Linked DNA regions of Homo sapiens: region 1 is linked to region 2. A link is an interaction called in ENCODE POLR2A ChIA-PET data of the cell type or tissue named here. Cell type or tissue: PC-3. All regions are shown on one strand. Each heading gives the region's core, and the rest is flanking DNA. Links, peaks and the distances in the headings are about the cores only.

What was found. ChIA-PET counts read pairs that join two places held together with the same protein. Peaks named below come from ENCODE experiments on the same cell type or tissue, not always from the same donor. Only the 100,000 strongest peaks of a DNase experiment are listed, where the experiment ranks them.
Region 1: POLR2A ChIA-PET joins it to region 2 with 17 read pairs; 2 of 35 experiments call an interaction of 5 or more read pairs at or near these places.

The regions. Positions count from the first base shown.
Region 1 is chr2:154,271,458-154,287,496 of GRCh38, reverse strand. All of the region lies in intron 8 of GALNT13 (polypeptide N-acetylgalactosaminyltransferase 13), which reads right to left. It also overlaps the pseudogene PHB1P4. Among named protein-coding and RNA genes, the nearest start is that of GALNT13-AS1, 180 kb to the left of the region's middle. In PC-3, for the core only: no CTCF peak of the experiment used is centred there; no DNase peak of the experiment used is centred there.
Region 2 is chr2:154,137,679-154,153,717 of GRCh38, reverse strand. GALNT13 (polypeptide N-acetylgalactosaminyltransferase 13) reads right to left here. Exons shown (of 13, transcript NM_052917.4): 4 at 13,213-13,381. Among named protein-coding and RNA genes, the nearest start is that of GALNT13, 270 kb to the right of the region's middle. In PC-3, for the core only: no CTCF peak of the experiment used is centred there; no DNase peak of the experiment used is centred there; H3K27ac peaks cover 1,464 bases.

The DNA.
Region 1 (16,039 bases), core at 3,933-11,932, 140 kb before region 2:
AAAGGAAGCATTGTTAAGAATCACTGGGCTGTGGCCTAGTTGGCCCTCAGAGGTGAAGGCAGGGTGGGCCCTCACTGGGGCAGCTGGAGGAGCATGGACTGCCCCACAGGCAGGTAGGTGACGTTCCCAGAGTATGAGAGCTGGAATGCAATGTCTCGCTGCTTCCAACTTACACAGCTCAATCAGACTGTCCCCGCCATGGCCAGTGAGTTGGGGATCAGCTCTGCTGTCTTGGAGTTGCCGTCGGCAAAGATGATGGCTGCCTTCTTCTGATGCTCAGCCTTTTCCACCACAAATCTGGCCCTCTCTGCTTCCTGCTGAGCCAATTGTTTGGCTTCCACCGCTTCTGTGAACTCCTTCTCAAAGGTCAGATGTGTCAAGGACATGCCATCCAAAGGTGGCTGCTTGCCCAAAGGTGGGTGGATGAGCCCAAAGATGACCTGTAAGGTCATCACTCACCTGCCTGGAGACCAGCTCTCTTTGGGTGATCAGTTCTCCTGCATCAAAGTGAGCCACCACTGACTTGAGGGTCTTGGTAGTGATGGATGGCAGCACAGAGTCATTGTAGTCCTCTCCGATGCTGGTGAAGATGTGCGCAAACTGGCTAGCAACAGGCCAGAAGAGGATACAAAGTATGATGTTGACATTCTGTAAGTCTTTGCTACCAGTGATGACTGGCACATTACATGGTCAAGAACATCAGTTAAAGAAAATTGGTTTCTGTACCCATGGCATGAGAAAGTGAGTCCCTTCCTGTACCACAATGTCCTGTATGCCACAGAATCAGTCAAAGATGGCAGCTCTGTGTCCAGCATGCACACTGTATAAGGCAGAGTTCACCATGCCTCCTACAACAGCTATAAGGCCAGGCCAAACTTGTTAATAGACTCAAACATGCTGGCAGCCATGTTTCCTTCTGCTGGACCCTCTCACACCTGCATCCACTCTGACCATATTTTTATATATTTTTGTTTCTACTTAGGGGTATCTTTTCCTTTAGGTTGAATAACTCCTTTTAGTACTTCTTGTAAGGCATGTCTAACAAAATGAAGAACCCAAAGCACATGATCATCTGAGTAGAAGCAGAAAAATTTGACAAATTCAATATCGCTTTATGTTTAAAACTCTCAAAAAACTAGGTATAGAATAAATGTACCCCAATACAATAAAAGCCATGTATGATAAGGCCACAGCTAATATCAGACTCAACAGTGAAATGCTGAAAGCTTGTCCTGTAAGGTCAGCAACAAGAATGCCCAATCTTGCCACTTATATTCAACATAGCACTTGAAATCCTAGCCAGAGCATTTAGGCAAGAATAAGCTAAAGACATCATATATGAAAAGAAGAAGTGAAATTATCTCTGTTTGCTGATGACACGATCTTATATGCAGAAAACCCTAAAAGCTCCACCAAAAAAACTGTTAGAACTGATAAACAAATTTGTAGGTCACAAAATCAAAATACAAAAATCACTTGTATTTCTACACATTAATAATGAGCTATCTTAAAAAGAAATGGAAAATAACAATCCCATTTACAATAACATAAAAAATACTTAGGAGTAAATTTAGCCAAGGAGGTGAAAGATGTGTTTATTGAAAATTATAAAACATTGACTAAAAAATTGAAGACATAGATAAATAAAAATATATCCCATGGTCAGGTAATATTGGTAGAATGTTCATATTACCTAAAGTAATCTACAGATTCCATGCAAAACCTATCAAAATTGCAATGTTATTTTCACAGAAATATAAAAAATAATCCTTAAGTTCATATGGAAGCAGAAAAGACTCTGAATACCCAAAGAAATTTTGAACAAAAAGAGCAAAGCTTGAGCATCACATTTCCTGATTTCAAAATACACTATAAAGCTATTATAAATCAAAAAAGCATGGGACTGGCATAAAAACAAACACATAGACCAGTAAAACAGAATCAAAAGCCCAGAAATAAACCTAAGTATTTATAAATTGATTTTCAACAGAGGTGGCAAGAACACATAATGAGGGAAAGAGAATGTCTTTAATATGTGACATTGGGAAAACTTGATATCCACATGCAAAAGAATAAAACTGTACTATTTCACACCATATACAAACATCAACTCAAATTGGATAAAATATAGACTTAAATATAAGACTTGAAACTGTAAAGTTACTCAAATAAAACATGGGGAAAAAACTCCATGATATTAGTCTGGGCAATGATATCTTGGCTAGGACTCCAAAAGTATAGGCAACAAAAGCAAAAAGAGACAAATTAAATTGTGTCAAACTAAAAAGCTCTTGCATAACAAAGGAAACAACAGAGTGAGGAGACAACTCATGGACTGGGAGAAAATATATGCAAACCATATGTCTGATAAAGAGCTAGTATCAAAAACAAGGAATTCAAACAACTTAACAGCAAAAATATTAATAACCCAATTTCAAAATAGGCAAGTGATCTGAACAGATAATTCTCAAAAAAAGATATGAATCACTAACATCTATGAAAAAATGTGAAACATCACTAATCATTAAAGACATGGAAATTAAAACCACATGAGATATCACCTCACATCTATTAGAATGGCTATTATAAAAAAGATGAATGATAATAAGTGTTATATTTCACAGTTATTCTCCGAATCCTCACTCTCCACATGAGGATGTGGAGAAAAGGGAACCCTTGTACACTGTTGGTGGAAATGTATATTTGTACAGCTATTTTGGGAGATAGTTTGATGGTTCCTCAATAAGCTAAAACTGGAATTACGATATGATCCAGCAATCCCACTTCTGGGTATATATTCAAAGGAATTGAAATTCATATATGAAGGAGATATCTGCATTCTCATGTGGATTTCAGCATTACTCAGAATAGCCAAGATACAGATGCAACCAAAGCACCTGCCATCAATGGCTGGATGGATAAAGAAAATGTGAGATACATATATATGTGTGTGTGTGTGTGTGTGTGTGTGTGTGTAGCTATATGTATACAGATACATATATACACACATATATATATATGCACAATGGCATGTTACACAGCTGAAAAAAGGAAGGGAATTATGTTATTTGTGATAATATGGATGGAACTGGAGCACATTATGCTAAGTGAAATAAGCCAGGCACAGAAAGATTAATATTTTATAAATTCACTTACATGAGGAATCTAGAAGAGTCAATCTCATAGAAAGAGAAAGTAGATTACAGGGAATCGGGGAGAGATGGGGAAAGAGAAGATGTTGGTCAAAGGACAAAAAACTTCAGTTAGACTGGAAGAATAAGTTTTAGTGATCTATTGCACTGCAGGGTGACCACAGTTAATGATGATGTATTTTGTATTTCAAAATTGCTTAAATAGTATAATTTTAACATCTCATCACACATATAAAAATAAGTTGGGGAGGTGATGGATATGTTAATTGACTTGATTGTCTCTATAATGTATACACAGATCTAACAACACAATGTATCTTACAAATATACACAGTTATTATGTGTTAATTACAAATAAACATAAAAATAAAAGAATATACGTACTTTCCCTTACCTATTATGTCCTCCCTATCAGGCACAGCCCACATTTGTTTTCTTCCTGTAAACAGTTTTTGACTATGATAGGTTTCATTGATCTCAAATTTTCACTGATTTATAGAACTTACTATCTACCTACCTCTATATCACCCCATTGAGTTCTCAATTCTATAGTTTGTCATCTAGATAAATGTTCATGTATATGTATGTGGATGTGAGGCTGTGTGTATGTGCTTGTGTGTATATACACACACACACATATAGATGTGTGTATGTGTGTGTGTATTTTGTATATATTAGCCTTATAGCCCCACTCATGTTATCTCTTTAAGAAAAAGCATCACGTTTCTACATTATGAAACTGAAGTATAATTTTTTTTTTTTTTTTTGAGACGGAGTCTCGCTCTGTCGCCCAGGCTGGAGTGCAGTGGTGCGATCTCGAAGTATAATTTATATATAGTAAAAAAATCAGAAATTAAAGATACCATTCTCTCAGTGTTTGCAAAGTCTAAAAAAAGTTTAGCTCATATCAGTGCTCAATAATAATTGATCATTGATCTATTAATATTGATAAAGAAAAATGAGAAAAATTACACAAGGCACACAAAATGTATCTACCATGTAATGGAATCAGGAAAAACAGCTGTTATTTTCTCAATTTTGGTAAAGGGAAAACTTGAAGATACTGGTGACTTAATTTTCAAAATATTTTGTTCCATATTCCTGTTTGCTTCAAAAATAATAAAAAAAAATCCCTATCAGTATATCAACTCTCCACTTTCCATATATTCAAGTAGCCTGATGACAAATCCCGTAATTCTTAGAATTGAAACAAAGTCTAAAAAGGCCTTCATTGAGATGCTGAAGGCACTATGATCCTTGATAAACTGGCATGCACAAACACAAAAGGCATGAAAGTCATTCAAATGGAACAGACATAAAGGTTACAGTAGGCATTTTTCTCCTCATTCTTGATATGAAACTTGCCACTTTTTCTTCATTGTCATTTTGATTGAGAGAATGCCTTCTTAGTTGTTTGGTTGACTCTTGACCTATTTTTAACTTCACAGTGTAATCTAGATTTATGTTACTTGGGAGTGGTGGCTAGAGTTGAAGTCTGAGGTAATGATAACATCTCAAGATGAAGATTTTTCTACATCAAGTTATTGTAGCCTTTAAGTGGTCACCTGCCAGAAGCCAGAGGGAGATTCAGCACACCTGAGGATTCTTTCCAATACTTGATAATTTAATGTTTTTTTTAAACAAAATATTTTGCATGGAAAATAAAAAAAGCATCACATTTAAAATTGGAAAGCTGCATTCTGTTCTTGAAATAGACACAAACTGATTGTAGAATTTGGAACAAGTCATTTAATCTGGAGAGTCCTTAGAAAACTCACATGCAGAAGAAGAGGGAATGAGGTTGATGATGGCTTTGTGTTTTTGGCCATATATTTATGATTTAGATTAGTCTTTTTACCTAGGGTACACAAACCACTTGTAGAGATCATATTTTTAGATGGGAATGATATAACCCTCCGAAATTTAAATAAAACTTTTCCTACTTAGGCAAGCTTATTTTACTTTAGTTGTATTAAAAGAATATAATAAAAATATGATTCTATGAACAAGAGAAAGAATAAAGGAGCTGAGACTATAAAACTTATTATGAGGCAATAAATGTGTTTTTCCCCCTCAAATATGGGAATTCCTCTCGTTTAGAAAGCTCACAGATGTTTTAAAACGAGAAAAAATGGAAGAGCACTTTTGTTCTCCTTTAGGAGAATTTTTCAGGTCATAGCCTTATTAGGGTAATTTGGAGATGTTAAAGTTGGCATTAAACGTAGACAATGCTGAGTTGAATCCATCCCATGTATTTATCCCACCAATGTCAGTTTGCTTCTAAAATGTCCAATTATCAAGTATTTTCCCTTATCAAGTACTTTCTGTCTTAATTTAGTAATGAAGTTCCTGAAAGCCCCAAATTCAAAATGATCCTTTTCATACTTACTCATTTTCTAAAGGAATTAGCAAATTGACCTTGAAGTAGGTTTTTTTAAAGGATGCCTCTCAATCATACTTTATCTTTTGCTTTTCCAAAGGCCTAGCAACTGACTTTTGAGGGAGCAGCTGGTGGGGGCAGAGTGGGGGTGCGGAAAGGGAGAGGAAAAAGTAGAGTGAAAGAATGCAAAGGTGTGTATAGACTGAATGTAGAGTTGAAGGAGAGGATGTGTTTAAGAACAAAATGTGCATGAACCGGTGTGTGTGAGAGGTATGGTGAAGTGGTATTGATCACAGATGGAGCCTTTAATCTCATCTCCCACTCCTCTCAAAACCAGAAACCCATTCCTAGCAGCTCAAAAACACAGTGAAGCTACCCCCAAAATACTCATGCCAACATTTCCTAATGTACAATCTACTGTCACTTTTTGCCTTTCGACAACTTTCTTTGCCTTGGAGTTTTCTGACCTTTAGGATTGATCACCACACTTTATGGCTTTTGTGTTTTCTGGAATCAGAAAAATTGTTACATGTCATTACTCCACATCTTATTAGGGCTGCTGATATTTCAGAAAATCCCAATTGTCCTTTAGATCAACAATACAACACATGGTTCTGATTGTATTGTGGCAAATCTTCCGTTCTCTGTGTAAATAAAATGTATGAATATAACAGGCAAGAAATAAAAAATGTAAGGCCATCTGTCAGATATTAGAAATCCTACATAATATAAGATGGTTCTGCTTAAGAAATTAATGGTTAGGTTTTCACATTATAAACAAGCATTGCTTTTTTATGAGCACAAATTGTTTCAAACAGTAACTCATGAAGAAAGGAAACAAAAATAATATATGATACAGTAACACTTTTTCATCTTTTAATAATTAATAATGTTAAGGTATAATACATCCTGGAGGCTTTGAAAGTATTTTCAGTATATTTAAGTGATTATTAAGACAAAAGTAGAATTATTGGAATTTTTGTTTTCCTCGTTGTATAATTAAGCCTATCAATTACTCTCAACTGTGAAAAAAATTGTATGTGGATGTAAATTTGAAAACTGAATGGAAAATGTGTGTGATTTCTTAAATGATATGTAGGTCAGATACCTTGCATTTTACATTGGTCTTCTCCCATGTCTGATGTGACTGCCTTTCAGATATCAGTAACATCTGCTGCTTCTAGCCACAGAGTGGCTCATGACAGCTGCGTGACGCTGCCCTAGAATTCATGCCAAACCAGTCCCCTTTGAATATCAGTAGACCACCTGGGTACCCAGCTGCAATATATGGCATCTCTTGCTCTTTCACAGATGCCAGCAATACATAAAAAGAACTTGAGTGGAAAAGAAAACCTGGTAGCTCAGAAAAAGTTTTCCTTCAGTCTCTCCATCTGTAAATGTCCACCTCTCCTAATTGGAGTTACAGAATTTCAGTTTCAATTAAATTTCCTGTGTAATTTGTAAAGTGGTCATGTGTGTCCCAAATGTAGAGAATTGTGATAAATTTGAGGAAATAGGACAACCTGTCTCCTCTTGAGAATTTTTTTCTAAGATCCTGGCTGGCATATATTCAGCAAATATATATTAGCCAATTACTTTGTGTGTTGTCAAGCACAATGCTGGGCTCTGGGGCATAGAAAAAGAATAATAATAATACATAGCTCTCTAGTAGCTTACAGGCCAGTCTAGTTGTGAATGTCAAAACTGGGCATATTAAAGTTAAAGTCTAGTCATCAGTTTGCATTTGACAGTGAAATAAATAAATAAACAGTCTCTCATGCTTACAAGAAGGGGACTTGAGAGTTTCTCACCCCCACCATCGTGATAGACAGGATGCCTTTCTCCTGGCTTTTAATCAGCTAGAGTCATTTTGTTTCTAGTCAAGAACCTAAGACATTATTTTTTAAAGCTGTAAGTTTTGCTTCAAATAAGTACTTTCCCTAGGGGGCATATCTAAAATTCTAATGCTGTCAATGGAAAATATGAGTACCTCTCAAAACTCATCTTACAGGCACTTTTTTTTTTGCTATATAGAGTTTGGCAAGAACCAATGTGAAACACCTAAAAATATCCATGTTAATGTCACCTCAAGTACTTATTCAAGAAACCCACAAACATCCTAAGAAGGAAATTAATACTCTACTTTTGACAGTTTTTTATTAAAAAAATTAATTGGTAATAGTCAATGAAGGTTACATTACACTTTAGAAGAGTAAAGAAATAACCATGAAATAGCAACATTTGGCATATTGCTTTGCTAACTTGTCAGTCACAAACAAGGAGAGGGGAGTGCAAAGTTTATTTCTTTAGATATGATGCTTAAAGTCCAGTAAAGATAATTTCCTTGGTACACTAGTACTTCAAAATGTTATTCTTGTGAAATTTAAAAGTTGCTCCATAGAGAACATCAAATGCTCATTCAAATGCTTGTTGAAGAAGCTGTGATTAATCCAAAATTTTCACCTGTTATCAAGCTCCATATAAATTCTATCTTCTCTGAAAATAATCTCTTGCCTCCACTTTCCTTGAGATCAAAAAGAGCTCACCTGATTTTCTACTCATTTCTACCTCGAAATGTCTCAAATATCCTTAGTTTCTTCTTTCCATTTTAGGAAAGAAAGTCAATCCTCTTCTCTGAAGTTCACCCTTGCCCTTGGTCTCCTGAACTCGTATTAAGGTTCCTGACTTGGAGTCAGGAGATGTGAGTTTGATGTTTAGCCCTGCCAATTTCTAGGCACATGACAATTTATCTGAGGCTCAGAACCTTCAACTATAGAATAAGATGATAATAAGAACTCATCTAGAGTGTTCTGGTAAGGACATAGTAAAATAATGAGTGTGAAACTGCACTGTAAACTAAGTGTCACACAGATATTCTTTATTGCTATACCATTTGTCCAATACCTGTAGGTATTTATCTCATCAATTATCCCTTTCTTTTTCTTTTTAGATATCACCGCATATTTAAAACTAGTTCCTTATTCATTTTTAGATATTTTACCTATCTAAAATATAATAGATGATATTTTATTTTAAATTTATGATAAAATGAAATGATAGAAAATACAAAATAATTACTTTGCTCATATTTAACCTTAAAGTTACTATGATTTTTCCTTCTTATTTGCGGGCAAATGTCTTAAAAAGATTTTTCCCCCACTACATGTTTTCACAATCCAATTATCTTATCATCTTATATTCCACTATCTTGAATCCATCATCTGAAACTGCTCATGAAACTTTTTATGAGCTTACATTATTCCTACTTCCTGACTTCTCTGTAGCATTTGACACTGTTGACAATCACCATAACTTTCTAAGTTTTTGTGACATTTTATTTGTTCTTCACTGACAGTTTTGACTTAGCAATCACTTTTTCTTCTTTCTCCCACCCCTAAAGTAGGTGCTACCTAAGGAAATGCCTTGCTCTTTTGCTGTCCCTATTTTCTTCCTTGGCAAATTAATCAATCCTCATACACCCATTTAATTCCTTATCCTTTGCCTCAACCCTGCAACACATTTCCAACTGCTCCTGGTACATCTTTAACTTTCCATAACTTTATAGAATCAAGAGCTTCCATTTTGTTCCCCAAATATGAAAAGAAATCTTGCAGTTCCTGAGGTCTTCTCTTGTAGGGTCAGAGAAATGATGAAGGAGCAGTAGTCTTCCATCAGGTCTAATTACTATCCAAATAGACCATTACAGGATTAGTGTGGGACACAGTACGCTTAAAGTTTTGTATAGATTTTTATCTTAATTTAGGAATTCCATAAGTTATGATGTTTTTCGCAAATGCAAATAGCTTTTATTGGCCAATTAATAATATGGAATATAAAGTTGGTTGACCAACTAAAATATAGGATTTTAAAAAGTAAATATAGAATTTGGTTGACCACTTAAAATAGAGAAAAAATATTTTGGTCAGGGATCACATATTACTAGGCTATGGAGTAAGCAAGTAAGTGGGAAAATGTTGCCAAAACTTTGATGATAGAGTAGGGCATGCAGAAATATATTATCACATGCAGGTGTATCATGGTGGCAGTACAGAAATGCTAATAATTCCATACCAAAAATGTTTATTTCAATTTTGGCATATTTGCAGTGTAACCACATGGTTAGTTTGACAATTATAAAACATCTTTAGAATTCCTAATGCATCAAATTTGGAATTTTGAAAATGTTGTAAATATTGTTTGGTTGAATATAATTTTTAAGGGTAGTACTGAAAATCAACAACTAGCTTTTCAATTATACTTAATTTCTCAGTAGTAATTACGTATTGGTACTTACCACTCAATTTTTTACAGTTGGATGAAATTCTCCCCTCAACATTATCTCACACACTCAGAGTCAGTCCTAGTATCTAGAATCTGTTATTGCAGAAATTGTTCGGTCTTATTTAAATAAATCTCATAATTGGTTTCCTTTTTTAACTACATTTCTGGTTGACTAGAACAACAGTAAAACGATTGGTAGTCATGTAATGAAGATAGACATCACTAAGTGTGACAATATAATCATAGCTTAAGATGTTGCACATTTATTGCAGTCGTTACCATAGAGATTTAAAGTTGGCTCTTTAATAAAAAATACATAGATTCAATTTTGAATGCATTAATTTTGACGAGCGAGGTTCAGTAGGTTTCCTAACTGAACATATACAAAAACAACAGATTTGGAATTTTGTCCTAGATGTCTTTAAGGGATCAGATATAGGTATATAAAAATAATAGGCTCAATTTGTTGAATTTTTAATAAATACTTTATTAATCCTGCCATTTAAATCTTAGTTTTATAAGATACACATGTAATGCTTTAGTAATACTTCATTCATGTAATCTTCCATAGGGAAAACAAAAGGCAGGAAATCAGATGTTCTACTCTAAACTTAGATATGCCTCAAAGAACAAAGTAGGAGTGTATTAGTCTGTTCCCATGCTGCTAATAAAGACATGCCCAAGACTGGGTAATTTATAAAGGAAAGAGGTTTAATTGACTCACAGTTCAGCATGGCTGGGAAGGCCTTAGGAAATGTACACTCATGGTGGAAGGGGAAGCAAACACATCCTTCTTCACATGGTAGCAGCAAGAAGCACCCAGCAAAAGGGGGAAAAGCCCTTTGTAAAACCATCAGATCTTGTGAGAATCACTCACCATCATGAGAACAGCAGCACTCAACTAACCACCCCCATGATTAAATTGCCTCCCACCAGATCCCTCCAACATGAGGGGATTATGGGAACTACAATTCAAGATGAGATTTGGGTGAGGACACACATAAATCATATCATTCCGCCCCTTCCAAATCTCATGTCATCACATTTCAAAAGCAATCATGCATTCCCAATGAGGAGGCATCTTAACTCATTTTAGCATTAACTCAAAATCTTAACCTATTTCAGCATTAACTCAAAAGTCACAGTCTGACAGGGCCTGGTGGTTCATGCCTTTAATGCCAGCACTTTGGGAGGCAATGGTGGATGGATCACCTGAGGTCAGGAGTTCAAGACAAGCCTGGCCAATATGGTGAAGATGCAGATGTTGCATTTTCCGTTTCTACTCAAAATACAAAAATTAACCAGATGTGGTGGCCCACACCTGTAGTCCCAGCTACTTGGGAGGCTGAGGCATGAGAATTGCTTGAACCCAGGAAAAGGAGGTTGCAGTGAGCTGAGATTGTGCCACTGTACTCCAGCCTGTACAACAGAGTGAGACTCCATCAAAAAAAAAGAGAAAACAAAAGAGAAAAGAGAAAAGAAAAGAAAACAAAGAAAAGAAAAGAAAAGCATCCACAATCCACAGTCCACAGTCTCATCTAAGACAAGGCAAGTCCTTTCTGCCTATGAGCCTGTAAAATCAAAAGCAAGTTAGTTACCTCCTAGATACAATGGGGGTACAGGCACTGGGTAAATATACCCATTCCAAATGGGAGAAATTGGCCCAAACAAAGAAGCTACAGGCCCAATGCAAGCCCAAAATCCAACAGGGCAGTCATTAAACCTTAAGGTTACAGAGTGATCTTCTTCGACTCCATGTCTCACATCCAGGTCACACTGATACAAGAGATGGGCTCCCACGGCCTTGGGTAGCTCCATTCCTGTGGCTTTGCAGGGGATAGTCCCTCTCCTGTCAGCTTTCCTGGGTTGGGGCTGATTGTCTGTGGCTTTTCCAGGTACACAGTGCAAGCTGTTGGTGGAGCTACCATTCTGGGGTCTGGAGGACAGTGGCCCTCTTCTCACAGATCCACTAGACAATGTCCAGGGGGGACTCTGTGTGGGGGCTTGCACCCCACATTTCCATTCCACACTGCCCTAGCAAGAGGGTCTCCATGAGGGCTCCACTCCTGCAGCATACCTCTGCCTGGACATCTAGGCATTTCCACACATCCTCTGAAACCTAGGCAGAGGTCCCCCAACCTCAATTCTTGACTTCTGTGAACCCACAGGCCTAACAGCATGTGGAAGTTGCCAAGGCTTGGGGCTTGCACCCCCTAAAACAATGGCCTGAACTGTATACTGATGCCTTTTACCCATAGCTAGAGCATCTGGGATGCAGAGCACCAAGTCTCAAGGCTGCACACAAGCAAGGGAGGCCCTAGGCTCAACTCACTAAACTATTTTTCCTTCCTAGGCCTCCAGGCCTGTGATGGGAAGGGCTGCTGTGAAGGTCTCTGACATGCCCTGGAAACCTTTTCCCCATTGTCTTGGTGGTTAATATTTGGCTCCTTGTTACTTATGCAAATTTCTGCAACAGGCTTGAATTTCTCCACAGAAAATGGGTTTTTCTTTTCTATTGCATCAACAGGCTGCAAATTTTCCAAACTTTTAGGCTCTGCTTCTTCTTAAATGGTCTGCGGCTTAGAAATTTCTTCTGCCAGATACCCTAAATTATCTCTCTCAAGTTCAAAGTTCCACAGATCTTTAGGGCAGGCAAAAAATGCTGCCACTCTCTTTGCATAGCAAGAGTGACCTTTACTCCAGTTCACAACAGGTTCCCCATCTCTGAGACCACCTCAGCCTGGACTTTGTTGTCCGTATCACTATCAGCATTTTGTTCAAAGCCATTAAACAAGTCTCTAGGAACTTCCAAACTTTCCCACATCTTCCTGTCTTCTGATCCCTCCAAACTCTTCTAACCTCTGCCTGTTACCCAGTTCCAAAGTCACTTCTACATTTTTGGGTATCTTTTTGGTACCCCCAGTACCAATTTACTGTATTAGTCCATTCTCATGCTGCTAATAAAGACATACCCAAGACTGGGTAATTTATAAAGAAAGAGGTTTAGTTGACTCACTGTTCAGCATGGCTTGTAAGGCTTCAGGAAACTTATAATCACGGTGGAAGGGGAAGCAAACATGACCTTCTTCACATGGCAGCAGCAAGGAGAAATGCCAAGCAAGAAGTGCCAAGAGCAGCATGGGGGTAACCACCCCCATGATTAAACTACTTCCCACTGGATCCCTTCCATGACACGTGGGGACTACAGGAACTACAATTCAAGATGAGATTTGGGTGGGGACACAGCCAAACTATATCAAGGATCACAGCAGCAGAGAACTTTGTAAACTGAGAGTACACAGATTTCCAGGCCATGCTTTTCTGCTTCTTTTCACAAGACTACATATACCCTTAAATTTTTTATTTCTAAATTCTTCCATGAATGTCTTAGACCACAGCAATCGTTCCCTCCTTTGAACTTAATGCACTATATATCTGCATCTTCAAATGATACCTAGAACTTCGTACATTATCAGGTGCTATTTGCTATCTTACATACCCACACAGTGAAAGAAATCAAGAACCACACCTTGCGTATATGCCATCCACAGGGTCTATTGCAGGTTTAGGTATGTGAATATTTATACTGATTGATAGGTAAAATGAGGGTTGATTTATAGTTGGCTGATACTTAGAGGTGATCTGAAGTATAATGCAAATGTTACAAAATGCATTCAAGATAAGAAACAAAATAATGAGAAAAAACCTTCTTATATATTTAATCTATACTAGATCCATTATAACAATACTTGTAAAATGATTTTATTATTATTTATTTTATTATGTATTATTCAAATGTAAGCCTTCATCAAAATATAATCTCTTAGAAAACATCTCTTGTACATCTTTTGTAACTGTACTCGGTGTACATGCAACACTGAAAGACTGGGATACAGTTTGAGGAATGCACCATTAGGTGATTTCATTATCATGTGAACATTACAGAATGTTCTTATACAAACCTAGATGGTACAGCTTACAAACTTGAAAAGCATGTGTCTGTAATGAATGCTGTGGGCAACTGTAACACAATGGTAAGTATTTGTGTATCTAAAAATATCTACATATAGAAAAGATATAGTAAAAATACAGTAGTATCCTATGGGACCACCATTGTATATGTGTCGTTGTTGACCAAAACACAATTATGTAGTGTGTGATTGTATGTGGCAAATAGGTACACATTAATTGTATGCTGAACAAATCAGTCAACCAAAACATTATTCTGAGAGGATGACCTCTCTCCTAACCCTCCCAATTCTTCAGGCTATTTGTGATCCTATAGACTTGGAACAGGAGAACTGAGCTCACTTCATAGCTGCATAAGGCCTTTTGCATTTATCATTTTTTTTCTATGCTGAATGTTCCCCCCTGCAAATCCTTGCATAGATAGATGCTTCCTGTCATCTGGTATCAGCCCAAATGTCCCCTGGGAGGGTTTCTCTGACCACTCTAGGTAATGTAGTTCTCTACCCTTCATCCTCCACCTCTGTCATTCACAACATTTTACCTTATTTTATTTTCTTCTAGGCACTTGACTTTATCTGAAATTAACAGAATAATATTTCTGCTTACTCATTTATCGTCTATGGTCTCCCTCTAGCATAAGTTCTAGGAAACCGAGACCAGGGACTGAGTATGCCCAAGAACTGACAAACATTTTAAAATTAACCAGTAAATTTCCTGACTTAAACTTATTTGCACATTTCATTTGAATTTAATGGCAGTTGTAGCTCATTAATCAAACCCAATCTGTATAAATGCTTTTTAAAATTTTAAAGCTATTTTTTTACAAGTTATTTACTTTAACTTTCCCTTTCCACGTAAGAAAAATGAAACCCTAATTTGTAAAATAAATAGCTAAAAGTCAATTCACGGCAGCATATATTTAGATTTAAAAGAAAGTTAAACATTTCTTTATTAGAATATTTCAGGGACATTTCAAATGTAAATCAGCAGGATAATTGACTTAATTTTCAGCATCATTTTGTTTGATTAAGCACACTTAATGGGAGGCTCTAGTGAAATTTGGCCTTAAGGGGATATGAAACTTGTCTGTTCAATAATTCTGAGCACATTAACATTCTTCATATAGCTGTTTTTATTGCCATAAATTCAAACCGCTGAATTTAAGTCCTTTATGTTTGGGATCAGAAAGATTATAAAGACTTTTAAGGGTAACATGCACGTGGAATATCTGTTCATATGAGCAGAGAAGGGTCAGAAAGCCACAGCAATGAAGTATGTTTCTCAAAGTTGACATTTTAGACATTGGTCTCTAATAAGAGTGTTGGTTACTTAATGTACTGAAATTCACTAAAAAGCCAGGTATTCCTGGCTTATTGCTATATACAGGGACATTCTGCTTAGTATGTTTAAAATATCCTTGTATCTGTTAAAGAATAATATTTTCAAAAGTGTTTTTATCATGGTTCAGAAGTTAATTGTTTATTTTTCTTGTGTGTACCTTTATTTCCATCTAATGGTATCATTCAAGAAGACAGAAAAACTTTCTCAATTAGATTGATTTTCCAACAAAACATTTCCAATGTGTATTTCTGGATAAGCCCTATAAAATATCATTCACTTCTTTATTTATTAATGGAAATGAAAATGTATACTTTATACATTACTATTTTTGTATAATTTTCATTCGATTTCTTTTTCTTTTTATGCATTTAATTCCTGTCCATCTTTCAGGGTTCCATAATTTTATAATTTCCTTTACTATCCTAGTTCCAACTCATTCAGGATGTCTTGCGAGTACCATTCAGCATTTATTTTTATAGAGACATCTAATACTGTAAAATTTTTATCCATACATCATTGTTACAATATAGCTTCTACAGTAACTACCACTAGAGACTTACATTTTGGGCCCTCATAAATATTTAGTTTTTATGCTAACATAGACTCACATACACATAAATTAGATAGATATATATATAGATGAATAAAATAAACAGATAGTATTCATGATTGGTTAGATAGTAGACGAGTATTTTTGTTGGTTTACCAATACAGTATATGCTTACAATTCTCCAGAGAAACACTCATATGATGAGATTTTGTGAGGTCATGAAAGAGAAGAAATGAATGTTATTAATGCAAGAGGGCTAGGTTTATGACACATATTCTAATTCCACAGATGTGGTATTCTGTTCCTCAAATGCCTTTCTTATTCCTGACATAGCTAACTTCTGTCAGTTCTTTAACACTCAGTTCA
Region 2 (16,039 bases), core at 5,193-13,192:
CCCATGGAGTCTCGCTGATTGCTAGCACAGCAGTCTGAGATCAAACTGCAAAGTGGCAGCCAGGCTGGGAGAGGGGCGCCCGCCATTGCCCAGGCTTGCTTAGGTAAACAAAGCAGCCAGGAAGCTCGAAATGGGTGGAGCCCACCACAGCTCAAGGAGGCCTGCCTGCCTCTGTAGGCTCCACCTCTGGGGGCTGGGCACAGACAAACAAAAAGACACCAGTAAACTCTGCAGACTTAAATGTCCCTGTCTGACAGCTTTGAAGAGAGCAGTGGCTCTCTCAGCATGCAGCTAGAGATCTGAGAATGGGCAGACTGCCTCCTCAAGTGGGTCCCTGACCCCTGACCCCCGAGCAGCCTAACTGGGAGGCACCCCCCAGTAGGGGCAGACTGACACCTCACATGGCCAGGTACTCCTCTGAGACACTTCCAGAGGAATGATCAGACAGCAGCATTCGCGGTTCATGAAAATCCACTGTTCTGCAGCCATCGCTGCTGTTACCCAGGCAAAGAGGGTCTGGAGTGGACCTCTAGCAAACTCCAACAGACCTGCAGCTAAGGGTCCTATCTGTTAGAAGGAAAACTAACAAACAGAAAGGACATCCACACCAAAAACCCATCTGTACGTCACCATCATCAAAGACCAGAAGTAGATAAAACCACAAAGATGGGGAAAAAACAGAGCAGAAAAACTGGAAACTCTAAAAAGCAGAGCGCCTCTCCTCCTCCAAAGGAACGCAGCTCCTCACCAGCAATGGAACAAAGCTGGACGGAGAATGACTTTGATGAGTTGAGAGAAGAAGGCTTCAGACGATCAAACTACTCCAACCTACAGGAGGAAATTCAAACCAAAGGCAAAGAAGTTGAAAACTTTGAAAAAAATTTAGACAAATGTAGAACTAGAATAACCAATACAGAGAAGTGCTTAAATGAGCTGATGGAGCTGAAAGCCAAGGCTCCAGAACTACATGAAGAATGCAGAAGTGTCAGGAGCCGATGCGATCAACTGGAAGAAAGAGTATCAGTGATGGAAGATGAAATGAATGAAATGAAGCGAGAGGGGAAGTTTAGAGAAAAAAGAATAAAAAGAAATGAACAAAGCCTCCAAGAAATATGGGACTATGTGAAAAGACCAAACCTACGTTTGATTGGTGTACCTGAAAGTGACGGGGTGAATGGAACCAAGTTGGAAAACACTCTGCAGGATATTATCCAGGAGAACTTCCCCAATCTAGCAAGGCAGGCCAACATTTGGATTCAGGAAATACAGAGAACGCCACAAAGATACTCCTCAAGAAGAGCTACTCCAAGACACATAATTGTCAGATTCACCAAAGCTGAAATGAAGGAAAAAATGTTAAGGGCAGCCAGAGAGAAAGGTCGGGTTACCCACAAAGGGAAGCCCATCAGACTAACAGCGGATCTCTCGGCAGAAACTCTACAAGCCAGAAGAGAGTGGGGGCCAATATTCAACATTCTTAAAGAAAAGAATTTTCAACCCAGAATTTCATATCCAGCCAAACTAAGCTTCAGAAGTGAAGGACAAATAAAATACTTTACAGACAAGCAAATGCTGAGAGATTTTGTCACCACCAGGCCTGCCCTAAAAGAGCTCCTGAAGGAGGCACTGAACATGGAAAGGAACAACCGGTACCAGCCACTGCAAAAACATGCCAAATTGTAAAGACCATTGAGGCTAGGAAGAAACTGCATCAACTAACGAGCAAAATAACCAGCTAACATCAAAATGACAGGATCAAATTCACACATAACAATATTAGCCTTAAATGTAAATGGGCTAAATGCTCCAATTAAAAGACACAGACTGGCAAATTGGATAAAGAGTCAAGACCCATCAGTGTGCTGTATTCAGGAAACCCATCTCACATGCAGACACACACATAGGCTCAAAATAAAAGGATGGAGGAAGATCTACCAAGCAAATGGAAAACAAAAAAAGGCAGGGATTGCAATCCTAGTCCCTGATAAAACAGACTTTAAACCAACAAAGATCAAAAGAGACAAAGAAGGACATTACATAATGGTAAAGGGTTCAATTCAACAAGAAGAGCTAACTATCCTAAATATATATGCACCCAATACAGGAGCACCCAGTTTCATAAAGCAAGTCCTGAGTGACTTACGAAGAGACTTAGACTCCCACACAATAATAGTGGGAGACTTTAACACCCCACTGTCAACATTAGACAGATCAACGAGACAGAAAGTTAACAAGGATACCCAGGAATTGAACTCAGCTCTGCACCAAGCGGACCTAATAGACATCTACAGAACTCTCCACGCCAAATCAACAGAATATACATTTTTTTCAGCACTGCACCACACCTATTCCAAAATTGACCACATACTTGGAAGTAAAGCTCTCCTCAGCAAATGTAAAAGAACAGAAATTATAACAAACTGTCTCTCAGACCACAGTGCAATCTAATTAGAACTGAGGATTAAAAAACGCACTCAAAACTGCTCAACTACATGGAAACTGAACAACCTGCTCCTGAATGACTACTGGATACATAAAGAAATGAAGGCAGAAATAAAGATGTTCTTTGAAACCAACAAGAACAAAGACACAACATACCAGAATCTCTGGGACGCATTCGAAGCACTGTGTAGAGGGAAATTTATAGCACTAAATGCCCATAAGAGAAAGCAGGAAAGATCCAAAATTGACCCCCTAACATCACAATTAAAAGAACTAGAAAAGCAAGGGCAAACACATTCAAAAGCTAACAGAAGGCAAGTAATAACTAAAATCAGAGCGGAACTGAAGGAAATAGAGACACAAAAAACCCTTCAAAAAATTAATGAATCCAGGAGCTGGTTTTTTGAAAGGATCACCAAAATTGATAGACCGCTAGCAAGACTAATAAAGAAGAAAAGAGAGAAGAATCAAATAGACGCAATAAAAAATGATAAAGCGGATATCACCACCGATCCCACAGAAAAACAAACTACCATCTGAGAATACTACAAACACCTCTATGCAAATAAACTAGAAAATCTAGAAGAAATGGATAAATTCCTCGACACAAACACTCTCCCAAGACTAAACCGGGAAGAAGTTGAATCTCTGAATAGACCAATAACAGGCTCTGAAATTGTGGCAATAATCAATAGCTTACCAACCAAAAAGAGTCCAGGACCAGATGGATTCACAGCCGAATTCTACCAGAGGTACAAGGAGGAACTGGTACCATTCCTTCTGAAACTATTCCAATCAACAGACAAAGAGGGAATCCTCCCTAACTCATTTTATGAGGCCAGCATCATCCTGATAACCAAAGCCGGGCAGAGACACAACCAAAAAAGAGAATTTTAGACCAATATCCTTGATGAACATTGAAGCAAAAATCCTCAATAAAATACTGGCAAACCGAATCCAGCAGCACATCAAAAAGCTTATCCACCATGATCAAGTGGGCTTCATCCCTGGGATGCAAGGCTGGTTCAATATACACAAATCAATAAATGTAATCCAGTATATAAACAGAACCAAAGACAAAAACCACATGATTATCTCAATAGATGCCGAAAAGGCCTTTGACAAAATTCAACAACTCTTCATGCTATTAACTCTCAATAAATTAGGTATTGATGGGACGTATCTCAAAATAATAAGAGCTATCTATGACAAACCCACAGCGAATATCATACTGAATGGGCAAAAACTGGAAGCATTCCCTTTGAAAACGGGCACAAGACAGGGATGCCCTCTCTCACCACTCCTATTCAACATAGTGTTGGACGTTCTGGCCAGGGAAATCAGGCAGGAGAAGGAAATAAAGGGTATTCAATTAGGAAAAGAGGAAGTCAAATTGTCCCTGTTTGCAGATGACATGACTGTATATCCAGAAAACTCTATTGTTTCAGCCCAAAATCTCCTTAAGCTGATAAGCAACTTCAGCAAAGTCTCAGGATACAAAATCAATGTACAAAAATCATGAGCATTCTTATACACCAATAACAGACAAACAGAGAGCCAAATCATGAGTGAACTCCCATTCACAATTGCTTCAAACAGAATAAAATACCTAGGAATCCAACTTACAAGGGACGTGAAGGACCTCTTCAAGGAGAACCATAAACCACTGCTCAAGGAAATAAAAGAGGATACAAAGAAATGGAAGAACATTCCATGCTCATGGGTAGGAAGAATCAATACCATGAAAATGGCCATACTGCCCAAGGTAATTTATAGATTCAATGCCATCCCCATCAAGCTACCAATGACTTTCTTCACAGAATTGGAAAAAACTACTTAAAGTTCATATGGAAGCAAAAAAGAGCCCGCACCACCAAGTCAATCCTAAGCCAAAAGAACAAAGCTGGAGGCATCACGCTACCTGACTTCAAACTATACTACAAGGCTACTGTAACGAAAACAGCATGGTACTGGTATCAAAACAGAGATATAGATCAATGGAATAGAACAGAGCCCTCAGAAATAACGCCGCATATCTACAACTATCTGATCTTTGATAAACCTGAGAAAAATAAGCAATGGGGAAAGGATTCCCTATTTAATAAATGGTGCTGGGAAAACTGGCTAGCCATATGTAGAAAGCTGAAACTGGATCCCTTCCTTACACCTTATACAAAAATTAATGCAAGATGGATTAAAGACTTAAACTTTAGACCTAAAACCATAAAAACCCTAGAAGAAAACCTAGGCATTACCATTCAGCACATAGGCATGGGCAGGGACTTCATGTCTAAAACACCAAAAGCAATGGCAACAAAAGCCAAAACTGACAAATGGTATCTAATTAAACTCAAGAGCTTCTGCACAGCAAAAGAAACTACCATCAGAGTGAACAGGCAACCTACAAAATGGGAGAAAATTTTCACAACCTACTCATCTGACAAAGGGCTAATATCCACAATCTACAATGAACTCAAACAAATTTACAAGAAAAAAACAAAACAACCCCATCAAAAACTGGGCGAAGGACATGAACAGACACTTCTCAAAAGAAGACATTTATGCAGCCAAAAGACACATGAAAAAATGCTCACCATCACTGGCTATCAGAGAAATGCAAATCAAAACCACAATGAGATACCATCTCACACCAGTTAGAATGGCAATCATTAAAAAGTCAGGAAACAACAGGTGCTGGAGAGGATGTGGAGAAATAGGAACATTTTTACACTGTTGGTGGGACTGTAAACTAGTTCAACCATTGTGGAAGTCAGTGTGGTGATTCCTCAGGGATCTAGAACTAGAAATACCATTTGACTCAGCCATCCCATTACTGGTTATATACCCAAAGGACTATAAATCATGCTGCTATAAAGACACGTGCACATGTATGTTTATTGCGGCACTATTCACAATAGCAAAGACTTGGAACCAACCCAAATGTCCAACAATGATAGACTGGATTAAGAAAATGTGGCACATATACACCATGGAATACTATGCAGCCATAAAAAATGATGAGTTCATGTCCTTTGTAGGGACATGGATGAAATTGGAAATCATCATTCTCAGTAAACTATCACAAGAACAAAAAACCAAACACTGCATATTCTCACTCATAGGTGGGAACTGAACAATGAGAACACATGGACACAGAAAGGGGAACATCACACTCTGGGGACTGTTGTGGGGAGGGGGGAAGGTGGAGGGTGGAGGGATAGCATTAGGAGATATACCTAACGTTAAATGACGAATTAATGGGTGCAGCACACCAGCATGGCACATGTATACATATGTAACTAACCTGCACATTGTGTACATGTACCCTAAAACTTAAAGTATAATAATAATAAAAATAAAAAATAAAAGCAAAATCCCAGCAAAAAAAAAAAGAAAGAAATATAAGAACACATTAACAACCATGATAGTGGATAATATTTTAAAAACCCTTTCAGGCCTACATAACTCAAGTAGGAAAAACATAAGTAAAAATATGATTACCAGGTAGATTTAGAAAGTGAAAATTAGATTTTCTGCTTTCTCAATTAGAATTTGCAAAAACAAACAAACAAATAGGTATTTGGTAAACTTGAATATATGAATTATTAAGTGTATAAATAAAATAGTAGCCAGGCTCCATACCTGTTTACCTATGATGCACATTCCTAGCAAAGAGTTTCATTGGCCCTCCTCTAACCAGAACTGGCTTGCTTGTCTACACTCTCCTTTCTGCTGTCTCCTTTCTGTGTCAGCCTGATTCTACACAAATTCATCTTACAAAGCTTGGTTCCAAATACACCTTCCTGTAAAACTGTCCTTCATCATGCCTTGATACAATGGCACTTCTAAATTCACACTGCCACATACTAGGAGATATATATATATATATATATAAAATTCCATTCAAATATATATATATATTCCATTCAAATATATATATTCCATTCAAATACATATATATGTATATAGTCATTCCATTCTCTAATGTAAAACCGTATATTTTAGTTTTCATTGGTACACAATTAGGTCCCGATAAATGCTGAAAATACCAACTTTAGAAAGTCAGAACATAGAATGGTGGTTGGTAGGGGCTGGAGAAATGTGGAGTTCCTGTTTAACGGCTATAGAGTTTCAGTTTTACAAAATGAAAATAATGCTAAAGATTCATTGCACAACAATGTAAATTCACTTACAGGGAAGAGAAAAACCTTTCCTCTACATTCTTAGGTTCTATAACTGGGGCTTGTGAATTAAACTAACAAAAAACAGATTAACCGGAAAAAAGGCATACACATTTTATTTGATTATAATCATTTGATTTTCACATGAACGGAGACCTTCATAGAAAAGAAGTGAAGACCCAAACAAGTAGTGACACTCAGTGGGTTTATATGACGTTTTAAAAAAGGGTGATAAATTGTGGAGAAGTGGCAAGACAAAGGAAAAGGGTTTGGGGCTTCTAAGGTGGGAAACTCTGTAATGCAGGAGGGAAACTAATGGATAATAAAGGTTATTTAGTGAGATTTGTTTATGCTGGCTTATCCTGACAGCATTTCTATTTCTGCTAATAAAGGTTGCTCTTCTCCTCCTGGTATGAGAGTGGGGGATGCTTTTATAAGTCAAATGTATGCCCTACTTTTAGGTAGATGGGGAAGAGTAGAGAGGTTTCCTGTGCCTGCTTTTCCTTAATTGCCTTCAGCTCAAAAGGATCTTTATGCTAAATTCGCATATTTTAGGGTAGCATATTCTGATGTCCTTTATACTTAACATTACTCAGCTATGTGCTTTAAAATAGTTAAAATTGTCAATTTTATGTTATGTATATAATACCACTTTTTTTTAGAAGTTGAAGGTAGTAGTGTCAGAAAATTAAATTACATAATGAAACTATGGAGGGGTAGTTCAAGTGTAAATAAAGGTTATGTGGCATGTTTTCTGCATACAACGTACTTAAATGTGTCTCTGAGAACATGCCTAGACATGTGTTACTCTACTTTCTTATTTGAAAGGAAACTTACAGTGTAACAGTGTTATTATCCCCCAAATGATAATAATACTTATATCCACATTCCTCAAGTGTGTATGTATATATGTGTGTGTATGTGTATGCGTGTGTGTGTGTGTATATATATATATATACACACACACACATACATTGTGCATATGTAAACATACAGGCATTCTAACATACCACTTTTAATTTGGATAGTGAAATTAATTCTACACATGAGCACATTACATAAATCAAATTATTAAAGAAATTATTAGTATCTTCACAGGGAAGATTTTTACCAGCATATAAATGTTGCAATAATTCTCAAATTAAAAAGAAAAGATGTGGAACAGAGATTGGAAATCCAATTAATATTCTCATTTTCTATTTCTCCTTTGTGCAATCAATGCTACATTTATCATATTTTAATTCATGGGAAAGGCAAACCTTATAAATGAGCACGTACTCACGAGATTGAGCACAGAAAAAATATATACTATGTCTTATTCCTACTTTATGTAGTAAATAAATTCTTTGTCCTTTGAGAGCAACTTATTCAAAATTTGTATGCTACAGCTCCTCTTCCACTAATAATGTAAGGCTGCTAGAGTCTTTTCCTCTTTATTGACTTGAAAGTGTGCATATGTAAGAAGCAGTTATTTGGCCTAGGATATAAAAAGCTAAAATAAATTTCCTATTTTCTCAATTTTTTCCTGATGAAAAATATTTAAATGCTAGCTGCATTATAACCTTCAAAAACACTCAATACCAGCCCTTGAAGTGTTATTAAATGACTGAATTCAAGTAAATGCTAAAGGACTTTAGGTTAAAAGCCAAACAAAATGGCATCTATTTATTTACTTTCTGACAACAGAAGCATTTAAACCCTGCTCTTCTGAAATCCAAAATATACAAATTTACAAATCTTAGCCCCATAATTGATGAGAAACATGCTAACAAATCTCTAATGCTGAGCCATTAGTTAATAGTCATTTTTCTCAACATTCTGAATCAGATAGGCTATTAAGATATTTACTTTAAAAATTTTATTTGTGGGGGAATGGGCAAAGGAGAGAGAGGGCTGGTTACAGCTGTCTAAAATTTTATTTATACATATAAATAAAATTTATATATAAATTTATATGTAAATTTTTAGTGTGTGTATATATATATATATATATAGATAGATAGATAGATAGATAGATAGATAGAGAGAGAGAGAGAGAGAGAGAGAACTACATAAATATCCCAGGAATGAAGGGCCTTCAAGAAGGTAAAACATTTCATAAGGCATCTGCCCTTAATTGTACTTAAAATATAAAAGTAACATAATTTCTTTGTAACTAGCATCTTCTATCAAAAAAATTAGGATTACATACAAATGTGTTGCGTGTATTAAAATATTAAATACTTTAAGTAAATTTTTATAAATATTTAAACATTCCTAGGGATAGATATTACAGAACAGAACTTCAATTTGTCCTGATGGTTATTCACAACTGCCTCCAAGAAAAACTATTTTTACCTAGTCTGTTCTCTGTGTAAACATAGCATATATGCTTAGATTTATTCCCCGAATACGTTTTCCAATATTTGTAAATTGATATTAGCGTCAAACATAACATTAAACTTTTTGGACAATTTTCTGAATTTAGCCAAAATAGTTTAAAGGTATAACGCAGTAAAATATGATTAGATATTTGAATGAATTCACATTTTGGATGACTCAGACACTTTCTAAGTATCAACTCAAGTTTTCCACTAAAATAAATTCAGCTTCTTCGTAAATTAATTATTTTAGAATCCTATTCTTTTTACATCTTTACATCAGTCATCACTTGTGCTAGCTTAATGTATCTATATCTTTTTAAGATATAATTATCCAAAAACTGAACTGTAACTGGCATATAATCAAATTATAAAAATATTTTCTAGATCAAATGAGTATTAACATTTCTACATCTTTTAAATAACAGTTTGGATATGTGACTCATGGTAAGTTTTTCAACATTAGTTGTTCCCAGGCAGTTCTACAATTGAGTCATTCAAGATGACTTGCAAATGTCCCTGGTAAACCTCATACACTGTGACTTGTCTAGGAATTTTGGATGGTATTACTGTTTTCTTACTTATAACATATACTGTAGTTTTATATAAAAATAAAATGAAAAGTTTTTTCATTAATATTATTTCAGAGACTATTTGTAAAACATGAAAATTCAAGCAATAATAACCACAGTATATACAGGATTTTATGTACTTTACATGCTAAGCAACTTGAATTATTCATTTAAAATGTTGGATTGCTCCACAGTTTAAGACTTACTCATAAACTTAGTATGCCAAGGGATCCTTTTTTTCTTAGAGTAAGACAACAAACTAGAGCTAAGAGATTCTTTTTTTTTTTTTTTTTTTTTTTTTTGAGACAGAGTCTTACTCTGTCACCCAGGCTGGAGTGCAGTGGCACAATCACGGCTCACTGCAACCTCTGCCTCCTGGGTTCAAGTGATTCTCCTGCCTCAGCCTCCTGAGTAGCTGGGATTACAGGCATGGGCCACCACACCTGGCTAATTTTTGTATTTGTAGTAGAGACGGGGTTTCACCATGTTGGCCAGGTTGGTCTCAAACCCGTGACTTCAGGTGATCTGCCCGCCTCAGCCTCCCACCCAAAGTGCTGGGATTACAGGTGTGAGCCACCGTGCCTGGCAGAGATTCTTAAAAGAAAAAAAAAAAATCACTGGCTATGAATATTTTAAACATTAGCTCAGTGAAGACTTATTTTTTTTTTAATTCATGGTTCTGATTTATTTGTATTCTGACAGTTGAAAGTCGAGATTTTTTAAAAACTTGAAATAGTGTTTACCTAGTTTTCTGGAATATATAAGTATCATAGCCACTCATTTTATCACACTACAGCAGAGGTTCCTGGGGCTGAAAACCAGTACTGGTCCTGGCCTGTTATAGGAACCCAGCCACACAGCAGGAGGTGAGCTGCCTGAGAGCAAGCATTATCACCTGAACTCAGTGTCCTGTCAGATCAGCCACTGCATTAGATTTTCATAAGAGCACAAACCCTATTGTGAACTGCGCATGCGAAGGATCTAGGCTGTGTGCTCCTTATGAGAATCTAATGCCTGATCAACTGAGTTAGAACAGTTTCGTCTTGAAATCACCCCCAACCCCCAATCCACCACCTCCAAATGTGTAAAAAAATTGTCTTCCACAAAACTGGTCCCCAGTGCCAAAAGGTTGGGGACCATTGCACTACAGCATACTACAGCATATAAAACAAAGTAATAAATGCAATGTTTAAACATTATAAACTTAGCATCTAAAATGCTCAAAATTGCTTCGAAGACTGTTTATTGTATATATTTTTTGTATATGCTTATTGTATGTACTTTTAAATGTATCTATATACAAACAAATATATATATATATATACACACACACACACACATATGCACAGGACTACATGTAAAATTATTTTTACATAATAATTTGCAATGCACAAATTTAATATTAAATGTTGAACTATTCCCCAGGGGCCAAAAATGTCCACAATATGTAATTACTTGTGATTTTGTTGAGAGAGACATTTCAAAAGTATACAATGGTTGTCACAAAGCAGTTGCTAAGATACCAAATAAACCTCTGACAATTACAAGCCCTGGAATCTCAACAGGGTTTTCTTTTTTCTTTTCCTTTCTTTTTTTTTTTTTTTTTTTTTTTTGAGACAGAGTTTCGCTCTTGTTGCCCAGGCTGGAGTGCAATGGCAAAATCTCGGCTCACTCCAACTTCTGCCTCTCAGGTTCAAGCAATTCTCCTGCCTCAGCCTCCTGAGTAGCTGGGATTACAGGCATGCAACACCACGCCTGGCTAATTTTGTATTTTTAGTGGAGATGGGGTTTTACCATATTGGTCAGGCTGCTCTCAAACTCCTGACCTAAGGTGATCCGCCTGCCTTGGCCTCCTAAAGTGCTAGGATTACAGGCATGAGCCACCAAGCCCAGCCAAGGTTTTCATATTATATGAAGTAATTCAGAAAGAAAAAAATAAGAGTTAGTAAATATGATGCTAATATCATGACACAGTAGTGTAATGTAGCCCACTAGAGGTGGCAAATTTTATTTGCATTAATTATGTTCTATTGCATGTAGAGAAAAATCACTAAGTGCTTAAAAGAACAATTTCTATTTACATGGAAGTGTGTCCTGCAGTATATTTGTAAACCTGGAGATTTTCTAAAATCTCAAGACACATCTTTTATTAATGCCAAGAGTTTGTTTTACGAGGACCATATATTAGAATTACAATTCTGCCACTAAATACTTTCATTTTATTACATCTGTTTAAAATATGTTCAACTATCTAGAGCATAGCTTACAGTTAATCACATAAAAGTTGAATTTTTCAACATCATTTTTCGTGCAATATTATTTCCAAGTGCATATTTCTTCCATAGCTGATAATTAAGCATTCTAATTATAAACAGCAGTATAAATTGCTGGAAACCATAATAAACCACTTTTATAGGGTGAAAGAGTCATATAGACAATGAGCTATTTTTGTGCTGGAAAAGCAATGCAGGTATACTTTTTATAAGCAAAGTATATGGACCTTTTTATGCAGTAAGGCAAATACAGCCATGCATTACCCAATGACAGATCACATATATGATGAGAGTCTCATAAGATTATAATGAATCAGAAAGATTCCTATTGCCTAGTGATGTTTGATGATCCTGACCCCGAATAGACCTAGGCTAATGTGTATGTTTGTGTCTTCGTTTTTAAAAGAAAAAATTGAAAATCACATTAAAAATGGAAAAAAACTAATAGAATAAGGATATAAAGAAAGAAAATATTTTTTACAGCTGTATAGTATGCTTGTGTTTTAAGGTAAGTATTAATACTAAACAGTTTAAAAGTGAAAAAAATTCAAGACTTTATGAAGTAAAAATATCACAGTAATGTAAGGTTAATTCATTACTGAAGAAAGAAATTTTAAAAAGAAATTTAGTATAACCTAAGTGTATAGTGTTTATAAAGTCTACAAGTAGCGTACAGTAATGCCCTAAGCCTTCACATTCACTACACACTCACTGACTCACCCAGAGCAACTTTCAGTCCTGCAAGCTCCATTCATGTTACATGACCTATACAAGTATACAAATTTTTATCTGTTACACCGTGTTTTTACTATACCTTTTCTATGTTTAGATACAAAAATACTTAACATAATGTTACATTTATCTCTAGTGTTCAGTACAGTAAAATGCTGTACAGAGTTACAGCCTAGAAACAATAGGCTACATTATATAACCTAGAAATGTAGTAGTCTATACCATATAGGTTTGTGTAAGTACACCTATGATGCTTACACAATGACAAAATTGCCTAATGACATATTTTCCAGAACATTTCTGCAGTGTTAAGCAATATACGACTGTAATCTACTAAAGAGCATATTTGCTCTGAATCTGGTACGATAAAGAAAGCACAACAAAATGACAACAACAAAAAACATCTCACATAGAAAAACCTGTTTGGCCTGAGTATTTTGCAGCATCTTTGCAAGTAACGTATTTTTCTTTGCCAGGGAAGAAAATAGTTCGCCTTTTTCAGCATATGCATGCACAATAAATTCCTGCTATGTGATAGGTACTCAGAACCACACATTGCTAGAATTGATATAATCTGAGTTAGCTCAAGTTCTGAGATTCTGAAATATGGTGATTATGAATATAAAAGATTATATAACAAATGCAAACTTACCCTTCTAATCTTACATCTGGCAGACTTCTATTAAGGGCAATCAAATCACTGGCCATAAGGTTAAACTGATTGATTTTAAACAGCTCTTTCATTTTCTCCTGGTCATCTTTAGGAATCAACACAGCTTTTCCCATTTCTCCTGGCCCTTCTTGGTTTCTTGAAATAACAGCTGTAAGACATACAGAGATACAGACATACATACAAACACACAGATAATGAACTGAATAAATAAACTTGTGTGTCTGATTAGATTCTGAAGCATATTATTTACATACAGGTTTTATAATATAATGATCAAGATTTTACTGATTATAAACCACACACTCTGCTAAAGAAAAACATCAATTCTGCGTATTATCTTCCAAGTTTAGATAAATTATATGATGACTAAACATTAAGACAATAATTCTAAATGTACAAAATACCCAATCTTAAAACTTCTGTCATATATTTCATACACTATTAGAGAAAACTGAAGTTGAACACTAGGCAGACAAAATAATGCAAAATAAAAGAACTTTAAAGAATACTAAGATTAATTTATTTTCACATCCAATTAAATGTTTTGATATTTCACATATCTACTGCCATTACATCTTTATAAAGGCAAACAAAACTAAACATTTTGAATTGTGTCAAAAGAAGCTTCATAGTGGTGACACATAACTTCAAATGTCAAGTTGAAATTTGGATACTATGTGCTCTATAATTGAAACTTCACAATAATATTCTGGGCTTGAATATTCGTGAAGAGAACGCAGGATTTGATATATAGGCTAATTTTCTCGCCACTTCTCCCAAGTTATCACTACACTAAAGTCCCTTCTAGATCTAAAGTATACGTTTCAAGGGGTGTGTGTGTGTGTGTGTGTGTGTGTGTGTGTTGCCTACACATACCTGTATGCATGCTAATATATAGTAATAAGACAAAGTGCCAGTTGGCCCAAATGCATCCTGAAGTTACTCTTCAGAGTGATATTAAATTAGGTTAAAGTGAAAGGAATGTGGTTCTGGTCTCGACTCTTCCAATGTCTCGACTCTTCCAATGTTCTGCTATATTATAGTTCCTAACACATTAATCTTACTGAGTTTAATTTCCATATAAATTAAAAGGCACATATTTAGGCACAGCATACCTTGAAATACTGAAAAAAAATAAGGACTATAATGCATATGAAAATAATTTTTAAGTTAGAACATTTCATTAAAAACATAAATTCTAAAATAATGTATGAATATGGTAAAAACTAGGATAGAACACATCCAGCAAATTTTGCTCTGAGCCAACCATCATAGCCACAAAACAGCAAAACTGGTATTATTAGCATGAATACACAGTTGACCATCCAGTTGATGACTTTGTAATGGCATGAGTCAAACCATATAAGAGAATAGGCATCTCTAAGGACCTTTAGATATGGGTAAAAAAAAGTGATTGGCCTTGAAATCCTCTCACATATATAAAAATAGTTAGAACTGGAAACATTGAATATAGAAAAAAATATGTATTCAATTTCAAACTATTTAAAAAGTTGTCATCAAAATAAAGTTTACAAAGATTATCATTCACTTTAAAAAGCAAAAATAGAAACAATGGCAGAAATTTTATGAGAAGGTGTATTTTTCTAAATTTAAGAAATAAAATTCCAATAAAAATAATTTTCTTTAGGTGTTAGTATATGTAATATCCCTAAACTCAGATGACGTTATTGGATTTGGCTTTGGATGAATTTGTGATGTCGGTGAGACAATGACATTAAGGTATCTTTCATTTGTAAGATTAAAAAAATTTTTTAGTCTACATAAAGTATTAAATGAATTTATATGTGGCTTCTTTGTGAGTCTTTCTAATTCTGAAATAAGAACATAAACAGGTGACATGGGCGCTCCTATTAACCATAAATATTCAGTTTAGGTTTTTTTTTTTTTTTTAACATATCTTGGACTGTAACTTTAATTCCATAAAAAAGAGATACTTTTTCCCTGGTATAAAAAATATTCTGATTCTTAACATTTTGAAAATTTGTGATTCTTTTGAATGGTTAAATAATTTGGGGTACATTTTTAAAAATAATTTTTGGAAATTAAGAAAGAAATTCCCTGTTTACAGTTGTTTACAATATCTTTGTAGGGGAACAAAACCTTCTTTATCCTCTTACATTCTGTGGTGATATAAGAATTAAACTGGCATAATACAGATTAATAGGAAAAGAGCATACAAATGTATTTTTATGTGTACACAGGAGTCTTCAGAAGGAAAATGAAGGTCAAAGAACCTTTTAGGCCCAAAAGCTTATATATCACTTTAAACAAAGAATAATAAATTGTCAGTAAGTGATAATACAAAGGAGATTTAGGTAGGGAGCTAGGGGCAGTAAATTGTGGGTTTGTAACTAGGAAATGTATGGGGAAAACTATGAGGAGATTAGGGTTATTTTAGTAAGCTTGTTTGCATAGGTCCATTCCAGTGTTGACTCATAACTTCTGGTGACGAGAACAATTTTTGCTTTCTAATACAGTGGGAAGGGGTGGGGGGATTTGTATCATGGGAAACTTTGTGACCTTCTTTTAGGCAGAAACAGGGAGATCAGAAACAGCTTCCTGCATGTGCTCTTTCTTAAGAAAGAGCCTGCAGCTTAAAATAACCCATATGACAAAGTGGCATATTTGGGGATGCATGTTCTGATCCCTTTCACCGTCTGTAAACTGATAAAAAGACATGCTGCAGAGAAAGTCACCATAATCAACACAATGCTTCCAAGACTAGGAAGCAGATAGGATTAAAATTTCGCTCTGTGGAAAAGACATGGGCTCAACTCTAACACCT